Linked DNA regions of Homo sapiens: region 1 is linked to region 2. A link is a contact called in ENCODE Hi-C or POLR2A ChIA-PET data. All regions are on one chromosome and are shown on one strand. Each heading gives the region's core, a stretch centred on a gene start or an enhancer-like site at or near the end of the contact. The rest is flanking DNA. Distances are from core to core; before and after follow the strand shown.

Region 1 (5,760 bases), core at 1,969-4,468, 53 kb after region 2:
AAAGCCCTCCACCTTCCCACCTTTACCACATCATCCTCTGAAGACCTGGAAATATCTTATTTAAGAATATGTTAACTTGTTTCCTGTCTGTCTGGTTTACCATCAGGTCGCAGCATCTAAATCTGGCAGACTTACTTAGTGTACTATAATGCATGCACTCTTTTTTTTGTGGAGTGGGGACGGAGTCTAGCTCTGTCCCCCAGGCTGGAGTGCAGTGGCGCGATCTCGGCTCACTGCAAGCTCCACACCATTCTCCTGCCTCAGCCTCTGAGTAGCTGGGACTACAGGAGCCCGCCAACACACCCGGCTAATTTTTTTTTTTGTATTGTTAGTAGAGACGGGATTTCACTGTGTTAGCCAGGATGGTCTCGATCTCCTGACTTCGTGATCCGCCCGTCTCGGCCTCCCAAAGTGCTGGGATTACAGGCGTGAGCCACCGCGCCCGGCCGCACTCTGTCTTTTAAGCAAAGTTGAGCAGATGCTTAACTAGAAATCTGATTTTATGTAAACCTTAATGAACATTTAATTCAAGGAACTAATATAAAGTATGACATTAAGTATAGTTACATTTTACTGCTTGATTACAGCACATTTTCTGTTTGCTTTTTGATTTCAGTTAGGCATCAGTAAGGCAGAAGTTACACTTAATATGTACTGGTGTTTTGTTTTGTTTTGTTTTAAGTCTTGCTCTGTCACCCAGGCTGGAATGCAGGGGCGTGACCTCCACTCACTGCAACCTCCGCCTCCCAGGTTCTTGTGCCTCAGCTTCCAGAGTGGCTGGGACTACAGATGCGTGCCACCACGCCCAGCTAATTTTTGTATTTTTAGTAGAGACAGGGTTTTGCCATGTTGGCCAGACTGTTCTCAAACTCCTGACCTCAAGTGATCCGCCCACCTCGGCCTCCCAAAGTGCTGGGTTTACAGGTGGGAGCCGCCGTGCCTGGCCCCAAGTGATTTATTTTATTTTATTTTATTTTATTTTTTTTGAGACAGAGTCTTACTCTGTTGCCCAGGCTAGAGTGCAGTGGTGTGATCTCGGCTCACTGCAGCCTCTACCTCCTGGGCTCAAGCGATTCTCCTGCCTCAGTCTCCCAAGTAGCTGGGACTACAAGCGTGTGCTACCATGCCCGGCTAATTTTTGTGTTTTCAGTAGAGACACGGTTTCACGACGTTAGCCAGGCTGGTCTCAAACTCCTGACCTCAGGTGATCCACCCTCCTCAGCCTCTCATAGTGCTGGGATTACAGGTGTGAGCCACTGCGCCTGGCCCCCAAGTGATTTTTGAAAAGCAAATTGCAAAACCATTTTAAAATTTAAAACTATGTGATCTTTTAACATCTGATACTCTACTAAAATTTCTTTAAAGTGAAAGCTTACAATTCAATGTGTAAACTACTTTATAGTCTGAAGTTTAAGATAGTGTTGTTGGATATCTTGAAAAATTTTTATAACAATTTATTGTTAGAAGAAAAACCCCATACTCTATTCCTAGAGCAGTTATCATGGGAGCAAAAACAAAGCACAAGAAACCTGGTATCTTAAAAGTTATTTTCATGCAGAGGATCCCAATCCCCCATTCCCTGTTAAGAGTATTAGAGTTTATCCTAATTGATTCGGGAGATGGGGAAGAGAAGGTACAGAATAGACTTTCTGCTCTCATTGTTGAGGTTATTGCTGTGCACTAAAAATTTTTAAAAAAATATTTAAAGCTTGCGCCTTTTAAAAATACTCAGGTCATTCCTGTCAGTTTGGAATTCAGCCAGGGAAATGTGTATTTTTAAAAGCTTCCCAGCCAGTCCTGATAATCAGCCAGGTGGAGGATCTGTTGATGTGCTACAGAACAGACCCCTCTCCAGATCTAGTCAGAATCTCTACATCCAGACTTCTTGCTATAACACCGTCTGTTTTTGATTGACACCAGACACATATGTTTACCTCTTCGATTTATTCTCGTTTTATTAGGAACACTAGAAAGGCTTTGCTTTAAACTTTGTCTCTCATAGGGCATGCCCTTACACAGATGTGACTTTGTGGCCCAGATGCTGGTAACTGGGCATCTAAATCATCTCTTAGATTTTGTGCATTGGACATTATTTTGTAGGTGTCTTTTAAGGTTACATTTTTATGAATCAGGGTTTAAAGTTGTCTAAGGAATATACATTTTAGTAGTAAATTGTAAATTATAGTTTTAACAAAAGATATGGCCCAGAAATGAAAAAAATAAATTACAGCCTGTAATCCCAGCATTTTTGGTGGCCGAGGCGGGCGAATCACAAGATCAGGAGATCGAGACCATCCTGGCTAGCATGGTGAAACCGTGTCTCTACTAAAAATACAAAAAAATTAGCCGGGCTTGGTGGTGGGCGCCTGTAGTCCCAGCTACTCGGAAGGCTGAGGCAGGAGAATGGCATGAACCCAGGAGGCGGAGCTTGCAGTGAGCCTAGATCGCGCCACTGCACTCCAGCCTGGGCGACAGAGCGAGACTCCGTCTCAAAAAAAAAAAAAAAAAGAAATTGTGGAGTAACATCTCAGTATGTGACACCAGTTACTCACAACAGAAACGTGGGTGTCACCTTTGACACATACCTATTTTTTAGTCAGTCACCAAGCCTATTAAAACTGTGTTCTAGTTATTTTTCAGATTTGTCTCCCCATTTCCATGTCCTCTGCTCCAGGCCAGGTGCCATCCAAATTTACTGAAGTAGCTTCTTTTTTTTTTTTTTTTTTTTTTTTCTGAGAAGCAGTCTCGCTCTTGTTGCCCAGGCTGGAGTGCAATGGCGTGATCTCGTCTCACGGCAACCTCCGCCTCCTGGGTTCAAGTGAGTCTCCTGCCTCATCCTCCCGAGTAGGTGGGATTACAGGCATGCGCCACCATGCCTGGCTAATTGTGTATTTTTAGTAGAGATGGGGTTTCTCCATGTTGGTCAGGCTGCTTGCGAACTCCCGACCTCTGGTAATCCGCCCACCTCGGCCTGCCAAAGTGCTGGGATTACAAGTGTGACCCACTGCACTGCGCTGGCTGCAGTAGCTTCTTGTCCTCCCCCTCCACGTCCTTCTCCAGCCTGCAGCCGGAGTGAGCTTTGTAGAAAAACCAAATGAGTTCACTATCACTGTCTTCCCTTAAAATCCTTGATTTTCTTCCCTTTGCCCTTAGGCTAAAGTCTGTAAACTTTGGTACTTCCCAGGAGGCCCTGTTTGTCTGTTTGGCCCCTGGCTGCCTCTGACTCAGCTCCTGACTCCCTCCCTCCCTCCCTCCCTCCTGCTTTTCACCCTCTGTTCTAGCTGTATTGGATTTCTTTGTCTGGCCCTCCCTCTTCTGGATATTGTCGAGTCCTGTGCCTGGAACATTCTTCTTGCCTTCTACTATTAGCCCCTGGCTGGTTTTCCTCACAGAATCACTTCCCTGGAGAAGCCTTGCCTTACTCCTACAAGCCAGGCCAGGTCCCCTTTACATACTTCCCCAGCATGGTGTGCTTATAGCTCTCAGCACCTTTGTTATAATTTACTTAGAGTATTTGAAATTATTTGTTAGTTGCCATCTCCTCTTTTAGATTGTAAGCACCACGAAAGTAGACACCATACCTATTTTATTCACCAAATCTGTACCACAGAGCACAATTCCTGGCACATAGTCAGTGTTCGTTAAATATTTGGTGATTAATTTTTCTGTATTAGGAATGAAGGGGTCTGCAAAATTTGAATATCTAATTTGCTTTAAGTGATATTTAATCTTTTTAAAGTTGCCAGATCTGGCTGGGCGCAGTGGCTCACGCCTGTAATCCCAGCACTTTGGGAGGCCAAGGTGGGCGGATCGCCCAACGTCAGGAGTTCGCCACCAGCCTGACCAACATGGTGAAACCCTGTCTCTAATACAAAAATTAGCCGGGCATGGTGGTGCATGCTTGTAATCCCAGCTACTCGGGAGGCTGAGGAAGGAGAATCGCTTGAACCCAGGAGGTGGAGGTTGCAGTGAGCCGAGATCGTGTCATTGCACTCTAGAGCGAAACTCCGTCTCAAAAAAAAAAAAAAAAGTTGCCAGATCTATCTCATTTAACCATTTTATATTAGAGCAAGAGTTGGCAAACTAAGGCCTGTTGGCTGCTTTTGCATATAAAATTTTCTTGGAACAGGGTCTCACCATTGCCCAGATTGGAGTGCAGTGGTGCCATCTTAGCGTACTTCAGCTTCGACCTCTCAGGCTCAAGTGATCCTCCCACTTCAGCCTCCCAAGTAGCTTGGACTACAGGCACAAACAAACCACCATGCCCAGCTAATTTTTAAAATTATTTTTGTAGAGACAGGGTCCTGCTATGTTACCCAGGCTGGTCTTAAACTACTAAGCTGAAGCAGTCCTCTCACCTCGCCCTTCCAAAGTGCTGGGATTACAGGCATGAGCCATCATGCCTGGCCACATAATATTTTATGGATTGTCTGTGGCTGCTTTTACAAGAGTGATTATATAGCCTGTAATACCTAGACATTTACTGTCTGACTCTTGACAGAAAACGGTTGTCAACCCCTGGATTAGAACATTTTAAAACATTATTTCATTATTTGATTTCTTCCTCTGATCTTCAAGTGGGGCATAATCTTGAACTTTGTTGATGGCTGTACTATAATGGTTGCTGTTTTGTTACTGTATGGGGATACTGATGGAGCTTATGTAGAAGTTTTTTTTTTTTTCTAGATTTGCTTTTTACTCACTGTGAAGCTTTTATGTCTTACATCTGCCTGCCACCCACAAATGGATCCTTACCCTTTGCTCTGAATGTGTGGTTTATGACCCTCTATGAGCAAAGGAATGAGATTACTAGGCTTTTCAGAATTAATGTTTAAAGAGTAAGAGGTTCAGAGGGAAGCCCTGCAGGATAAGTGAAGAACAGCCACTATTTGTGTGTAAGAAAGTAAGACATCCAGTTTGACTATTTGGAGGCCTTCTAGGTGGATCCTTGTCTGTTCAGTTAGCCGAGATCATTGGCTGAAGAAAAGGCTTGGGATAAATGCGGTGCTGCTGTATCAGCCCATATCATGTACTGTTGCATAAGTGAATTTATACAAGTGGACAGTTGCTATGATCAAGTTTTCAAACTTTCCATCTCATTCTGAGTTTAATGCTCTGATAGTGTTCAGGTAGAAAGTCAACTCCAATTCCTTGTGGACATTCACCTTTACACTTTAACACCCTGAACCCTGGCTTTCTGCCAAAATATTTTCTTTCCCAGTGGCTGGAAACTGATTAGCTAGATGGGAGAACAAAGGTGGCTTTGTACTGGGGCATATTGCTTTTGAGAATTTAGCAGAGAGCATTCAAATGGAGTCTGGATGTGATGCCAAATTATGCAGATTTGGAGTTTATTTTGGTTAGGTTTCCCATGAGTAGGTATGTAGGCAACGTAATACTGTTCTCAGTTTATATGGTCTGGAATTTCCCTTATAAATGTTATATAGGCTTTCCTTATTGATTGTTTTAAAACACAAATATGTATGATTTTGAGAAAACACATTACCAGAAGACTATTCTTGATAGGTTTTTTTGCCAAAAAGATTGTTGTACCAATGGATTTATATCCAAAGCCATATTATAAATACATTTCTGTCTCTGTAAGAGCCCAATGCAAATACTTATAAATGATTACAAGTGTCCCCAAGGGGAAAAAAATGCCAAAAAAATAAGATACCCGTAACCTTATATATTTATCTGAAACTAGGTTTTGAAGAGTGTTCACGCAGCATCAGAAAAGAATACTAAAGCTCCCCATAC
Region 2 (6,248 bases), core at 3,225-5,724:
TCTGTTAGGGCATCATTCGCTGTGCATGAAAACAAAGGATGGCAGGAGACAGACTAGAAACGGAAGAGGACTAATCGGGAGCCGCTGCGGACAGAATCCAGAAATGCCCTGCAAATGCAGACACAGTGGACGCAATGGAGAGTGCATACCAGGGCCTGTGTCGCTGGTGGAGCTGGGGCCCACATGCCGCTAGTGTAGACAGGATCTCTACTCCACCCGATCTCTCTGCATCCACTCCAGTGCTTCGGGCAAGAGAGAGGAGTTTGGCTGCTGGTTTAAGTGAGATGGGGAAATTGAAAGATTTGCATCCAAGGCCCATGCCTGGGGTCTGAATTCCTTTGGAAGAGGACTGAGGACTGTTCAGGAGACGATTTTTGACAATCCAGACACAACCATAGATGCTGTGGAACCAGTGGTATGCTGGCAAAGGTTTAGCAACCAGCTCTCCAAGGGAAAGTGAGTGTGTGGTGCACAAGTGTGCATGGGCGAGTACATATATTTGCATATCCACACACACATATACTTCGGTTTATTATAAATTGTATTGACGTAGGCTGGGCGCAGTGGCTCGTGCCTGTAATCCCAACACTTTGGGAGGCTGAGGTAGGTGGATCACTTGAGGTTAGGAGTTCGAGACCAGCCTGGCCAGCATGGTGAAACCCTGTCTCTGCCAAAAATATAAAAAACTAGCCAGGCATGGTAGCGGGTGCCTGTAATCCTAGCTATTTGGGAAGGTGAGACAGGAGAATTGCTTGAACCTGGGAGGCGGAAGTTGCAGTGAGCCATGATTACGCCACTGTCCTCCAGCCTAGGCAACAGAGTGTGACTCCATCTCAAAAAAAAAAAAAAATTGTTTTGATGTAAATGATGTGCAGCACACAATTTACAAATAAAAATAAAACTTACAATACCTTTTCTTTTATAAATGTAATATAATCATTTCACTCACAGGTAGCAGTTTTGTTGATTTTTGCCCCCAGCAAAATCTGTAATCAACCTATGGTTACAATTGATGAAGGAGTGTAATTCTTCAGAAATACCAGTTAATATTTTCCTTTCTAAAAAATTTCTAATTATTTGTTTATGTATTTTTATTTTTTTGAGACAGTGTCTTGCTCTGTGGCCCAGGCTGGAGTGCAATGGTGAGATCACAGCTCATGGCAGCCTCAACCTCTTGGGCTCAAGCAATCCTCCCACCTCAGCCTCCTGAGTAGCTAGGACTACAGGCACGCACCACCACACTCGGCTAGTTTTTTCTCAAATTATTTGTAGAAATGGGGTCTTGTTATGTTGCCCAGGCTGGTCTCAAACTCTTGGGCTCAAATGATCCTCCTGTCTCAGCCTCCCAAAATGCTGGAATTACATGCATGAGTCACCACACTCAGCCTTGACTACCTTTGTTTTTCATAGAATTTATTGAATTGTAAGTTCATATAATTTAATTTTTAACAATGGTGTGTTTAGCAACCCGTTCACCTAATTCCTGAAAATCTGACAATCAGCTTTCACAAGCTGGCACAAGCTGCCTCCAGCACACCTCTGTCTGGGGACAACATGGCAAAGAATATCACCGAACTGAGGAGGAAGCCATTCTCTTCACATCTGCCCAGAACCCAGGGTATCTCAAGCACTAAACAGCGGGAAGCTTTGGGAGTTTACAGAGATGGCACCATGGACGCTGCTGTGCTGGGCAGGGAAGCATCTCCAAATGGCCTCAGAGGAAAGAGGAAGCAGGAAGGATGAATAAAACTAGAGACTGGTTCACAAAGGCACTCGAAATACCCCTTTGGAGCTCCCCAGGATGAACTGGGGGACCCTGGGGGGAGCACTGAGGTTCTGATGGGGAAAACCTCAGCAACCAGTGGGCATCTGGGCCAAATCACTTAGCACAAACGCTGAGCCACAAAATCATGATACGCTTTCAACAACCCATTAGGCACCTCAGAAGCTGCAGGGCCATAGGGTTGTTACAACCGACACCCATGCAGGTGGTACCACAGGCCATCAGTCCTTTTCCCCAAGTCCACCTTCATTCCCGCCTCCTCCAGTACCATCCTGGACTTCTCTAGGGAAGTGGTGGGGAGATTTACTCCTCTCCAAACTTCTTTTTTTTTTTTTTTTTTTTTTGAGACGAAGTCTCGTTCTGTTGGCCAGGCTGGAGTGCAGTGGCACGATCTCAGCTCACTGCACCTCTCCCTCCCCAGTTCAAGTGATTCTCCTGCCTCAGCCTCCCAAGTAGCTGGGACTATAGGCACGCACCACCACGGCCAGCTAATTTTTGTATTTTTAATAGAGATGAGGTTTCACCATGTTGGCCAGGCTAGTCTCAAACACCTGACTTCAGGTGATCCGCCTGCCTTGGCCTCTCAAAGTGCTGAGATTACAGGCGTGAGCCACCGCGCCCAGCCTCACTCCAAACTTGATCTTACTCTCAGACATCTTACTCTCAGACGCTTAAGTTCTCAGTTCGGAACTTAAGCGCTCTTCAACCAGACTCATGGAATCTCAGGGTTGCGGAGAGATTTTAGAGGTTTCCTGAAATAGTCCCTTTGTTTTAAAGACGAGGAAGCTGAGAGAAGGGAAGTGACTTGCTCAAGGTCACAGAGAAAATCCAGGGTGGAACTGGGTAGGGTGACCAATTGTCCCAGTTTACCTGGGACTGGGGGGGCTTCTGGACAAGTTGCTCCCAGATCTGAGACCACAACTCAGGGCTGACTTGTCCCCAAGGTGGGTGGTGGGGGGTTCACAGCCAGTCCCTGAAAGGAAAGGAGGCCTGGATCAGTACAGAGCTGCTTTGGGATGGAATTTTCCAAGGGAAGAAAAAAGAAAAGGCCACATCTGGGTGCTGGGACCTTTCACTCTGGCCCGATGCCTGGAACCCCAGGGATTCCCCACCTGCTGTGTGTTTCCTGGCCCTTGAGTGTAACCTGCACCCTCCCTTTCCGTGCCAGGGAGACACGAGCTGACTTTATCTGTCTCTTATCTCTTGGCTGCTGCCAGCCACAGCTGCAGGGATATATATGCAAATAGCTTACGATAATATTAATATGTGATTCCCCCCAGGGGAGGCATGTGGAAAGCGCTGTATGCGTTTCACAATTCTGTTTCATCCAAAAACACTGCACGGGCCCAGAGTGATTCGAAACAGATTTTCTGCAAAGGCAAAATAAAATTGGAACAAAACCTAGTTGAGGCATATGCCAGTCTCCCTGCCCCCAGCTCTCTCCACCTCTGACATATTAACCCTCTTCTCTCATGCCCCCAGGAGCCTCCTACGACAAGGCAGCAAATCTAGGAAATTGCACTGGGCACTCTTCGTTCAAGCCTGGAGCCCCTGCCCCATCCCAGGGCAGCCAGCCTCCACCCTGGGCTGACACATCCTTTAGAGAGTAAAAGGCTGCTTGCCAGTGTCAGCCTGTCACTCCTTCTGTCCCACCTCTGCCTCCTTCCTGCAGGTAATGCTCCATCCATACCTCCTTCTCCTTCACCCCTGCTGCTTGGGATAATTGCAGAACCATGGAGCACAGAATACAGAATACTGGGGGTGTACAGGAGAGTTTAGCCAAAGCAAGTCAGAAAAACCTAGGTCTTTTTTCGTTTCTGCCACTGACCGGCTGTGTGACCTCAGCAAGTCACTTCACTTCGCCCAGCTGCTGTTTCCTCAGGGTACAATGAGGACACCAATAATACTTACCCTGCAGGGGGCTTACCGGGATTTCCCGAGCCGACGCTTCAAAAATGCCTACACAGTGCCTGGCGTATAGCAGATACACAAGGAATAGCTGTCATCATGAGAATCTCTTAAAGATCACCTAGTTCAACCACTGTTTTAGAAACGGACAAATGGAGGCCTGCAGAGGGCAAATAACTTGCCTAAGGCCACACAGCACGATACCGCCATCCCATCTCAGCCTCAACCCAGGTTCCCTCCTCCGGCCTTGGGAGCTCCAGGTGGCCTGTGAGGAACGGCTGCCTCCTCCTGTCACCCCCAGCTCCAGAAGTCTGTCCACACAAGGCGGCGTCACGGCACACATGGGGAGCAGTCACTTCACACTCACCATCGAGCAGGTCTGGACACTCGAGTGCAGTCCCGCCGCCCTCCTTGCAGCTGCCTCACTTTCCCTATTGCCGCCAGCAAGCGTCTGCTCCCATCTGGCCCGGGACTCCCGGACTCGAGCTAGGGCTCTGCAAATTCCATCCACACTGGCCACCAGCCGCTGGTCCCGCTCTCTGGGAAGATCGCCTTGAGGACCTGCTGCGCCCCGAGTCTTCCTTCTGGTGCAGGGAGGCCGGTGCCCTGCCGGGCTCTGATAATGCAGCCGGGACTCTTATCTGGCCTGTGTCAGGGTGCAGGCGGCCATGGAGCTGGGGTTCCAGGAAGCCCTCCTGGGGCCCCCCAGCCGGCCCCGCTCCCCCCGGATGCCGCCTGCTGCTCTGGACGCGGCCGATTGCTTGTCAGTGTCACTCCCAGCTCTGCCGGGGGGAATTCCATGCTGGCCCCCAGCAGGCGGGGCCCCCACCCCTTCACGTCCCACCCCCCACTCCCATTTTGGCAAGGGGACTGGGAAAAGGCAGCTAATTTCAAGTCCGCACAGCGTTTGTGGTCGTGTCCTGAATCCTCCACGATTAATCACAGAGCATCTGATTTCTGCTTTGCCTCAGAGAGGGGCGGAGGGGACGCCTGGAAGTTTCTGTTTACTCCATTCTGCACCAGGCTGCGTGCTAATCACAAACAGACTGGGACGCAGCCTACCCCTCCTAAACTGCTCTTGGCCACCCCCTCCCTCCTCCAGCCCTCTCCTTCCTCTTCTTACCTTGTCACTTTCCTCCAGCCCCTTCCTCACTCTTTCTCCTTTCCCTCCTTTCTTTCCCCTTTCCCATCTGTCCGCCTCTTCAGTCCAGATCTGATCCATTGCACACCCCTTCCTTCCGTCCTGGGTTTCCCCCAAGCCCCTTTCCCCCTTTGCGCCTCCCACTTCTCCTAGATTGAGAGTCAGCTTGGTTCTTTCCTTTACATCCATTAGTGAGGGTCAGGCTCTTTTGTTATGTTTTTTTTTCTTTTGTATAACTTAATTATTTCAGGGTTCGGGGTGGGCGCTCGCCCCTTGCCCAGTCACACTGGTGTGTGTGCGACTCCTACAAAGTTAACAGTTTCTCCAGGTCAAGGGGTGGGATCCAGGCTTGGTGATGTGCACAATTTCTTTTGTCCACTTGACACATCTCTGCGTCCTGATTCTGCTCAGGGACGGACCCAAGAACAAAGCAGCCATTTACCGCCTCCGGAGGGGAGGCCAGCCCTGTGGCACATCCAGGGCCTTGGAACACCTAGAGACAGATTTCTCTCCCTCGCCTTGGCTCCTTTCCACTCTGCAGCTAGTGTGGAAAAGAAACCAGAAATAAACAGCACCAAAGAACAGGAACGGACACCCCTCCCCATTAAAGCACACACACAGACTCTGAAGGGTAATTTGGCAAAGACCTCTGAAAACCAGAGATGAGGGTCTCCTACTACTTATGCCTGTGCACAGGAGACAGGCACAGAGATGCTTGCTGAGAGCTGCTTATCATAGGAAATGATGGGAAATAACTGAAATGCTCATCCAATAATGACTGCTTGAACAAGATGTGAAAGATATGGTACATCAGGCAGCGGTTTTTTGTTTTTTGTTTCCTGACAATGGGCCTTGTCTGTCATCCAGGCTGAAGTACAGTGGTGTGATCTCAGCTCACTGCAACCTCCATCTGCTGGGCTCAAGCAATCCTCCTGCCTCAGCCTCCCAAGCAGCTGGGACCAGAGACGTGACCCACCATGCCTGGCTAATTTTTTTAAAACATTTTTTGTAGAGTCAGGGTCTTGCCATGTTTCCCAGGTTGGGATGAGGCAGCAAGGTACTTTTTTTTCTTATTTTTTTATTTTTAAAAATAAAGATGGTGTCTCACTATGTTGACCAGGCTGGACTCAAACTCTTGGCCTCATGTGATCCTCTCATCTTGTTCTCCTAAAGTGCTAGGATTACAGGCATGAGCCACTGTGTCAGCTTAGCCAGCAGTTTTAAAAGAGCTATGTCTGTATTGAAGAGCAGAGGTGGATCTCCAAGACATATTACTGAGTGAAAAGGGGGTCAGCATGATACATTTGGTAGAATGCTGATTGTGTAACATTCCCCCTTTACACACATAAAATGAAACACTGTGGAAACACTTAGACAGCAAGACAGGCTGGAAGGATGTAAACCAAACTGAGTTGC

The links. A loop is a pair of places that touch in the nucleus more often than their neighbours do. ChIA-PET counts read pairs that join two places held with the same protein, here RNA polymerase II (POLR2A). Pooled maps may share reads with other maps.
Region 1: a loop to region 2 is called in a pooled map, with 2.0 times the contacts of the local background. The contact joins the enhancer-like site here to the promoter of RIPOR3 in region 2. A Hi-C loop is called at or near these places in 9 of 168 maps with a recorded cell type or tissue (A673, Caco-2, G401 and 6 more) and 5 of 50 pooled maps. POLR2A ChIA-PET finds 5 or more read pairs at or near these places in 19 of 52 experiments (AG04450, B cell, BJ and 13 more).

What each region holds. Positions count from the first base shown.
Region 1 is chr20:50,741,398-50,747,157 of GRCh38, forward strand. All of the region lies in intron 2 of PARD6B (par-6 family cell polarity regulator beta), which reads left to right. Among named protein-coding and RNA genes, the nearest start is that of PARD6B, 13 kb to the left of the region's middle. Within about 2 kb of position 3,219, at least 26 of the 41 ENCODE cell types and tissues checked have a DNase peak (open chromatin) inside an H3K27ac peak, as active enhancers do; they include A673, HCT116, PC-3 and 2 more, where a contact is called at or near this core.
Region 2 is chr20:50,687,068-50,693,315 of GRCh38, forward strand. RIPOR3 (RIPOR family member 3) reads right to left here and starts at 4,475. Exons shown (of 22, transcript NM_001290268.2): 1 at 4,059-4,475. The coding sequence starts at 4,061. RefSeq lists an enhancer at 2,703-5,558.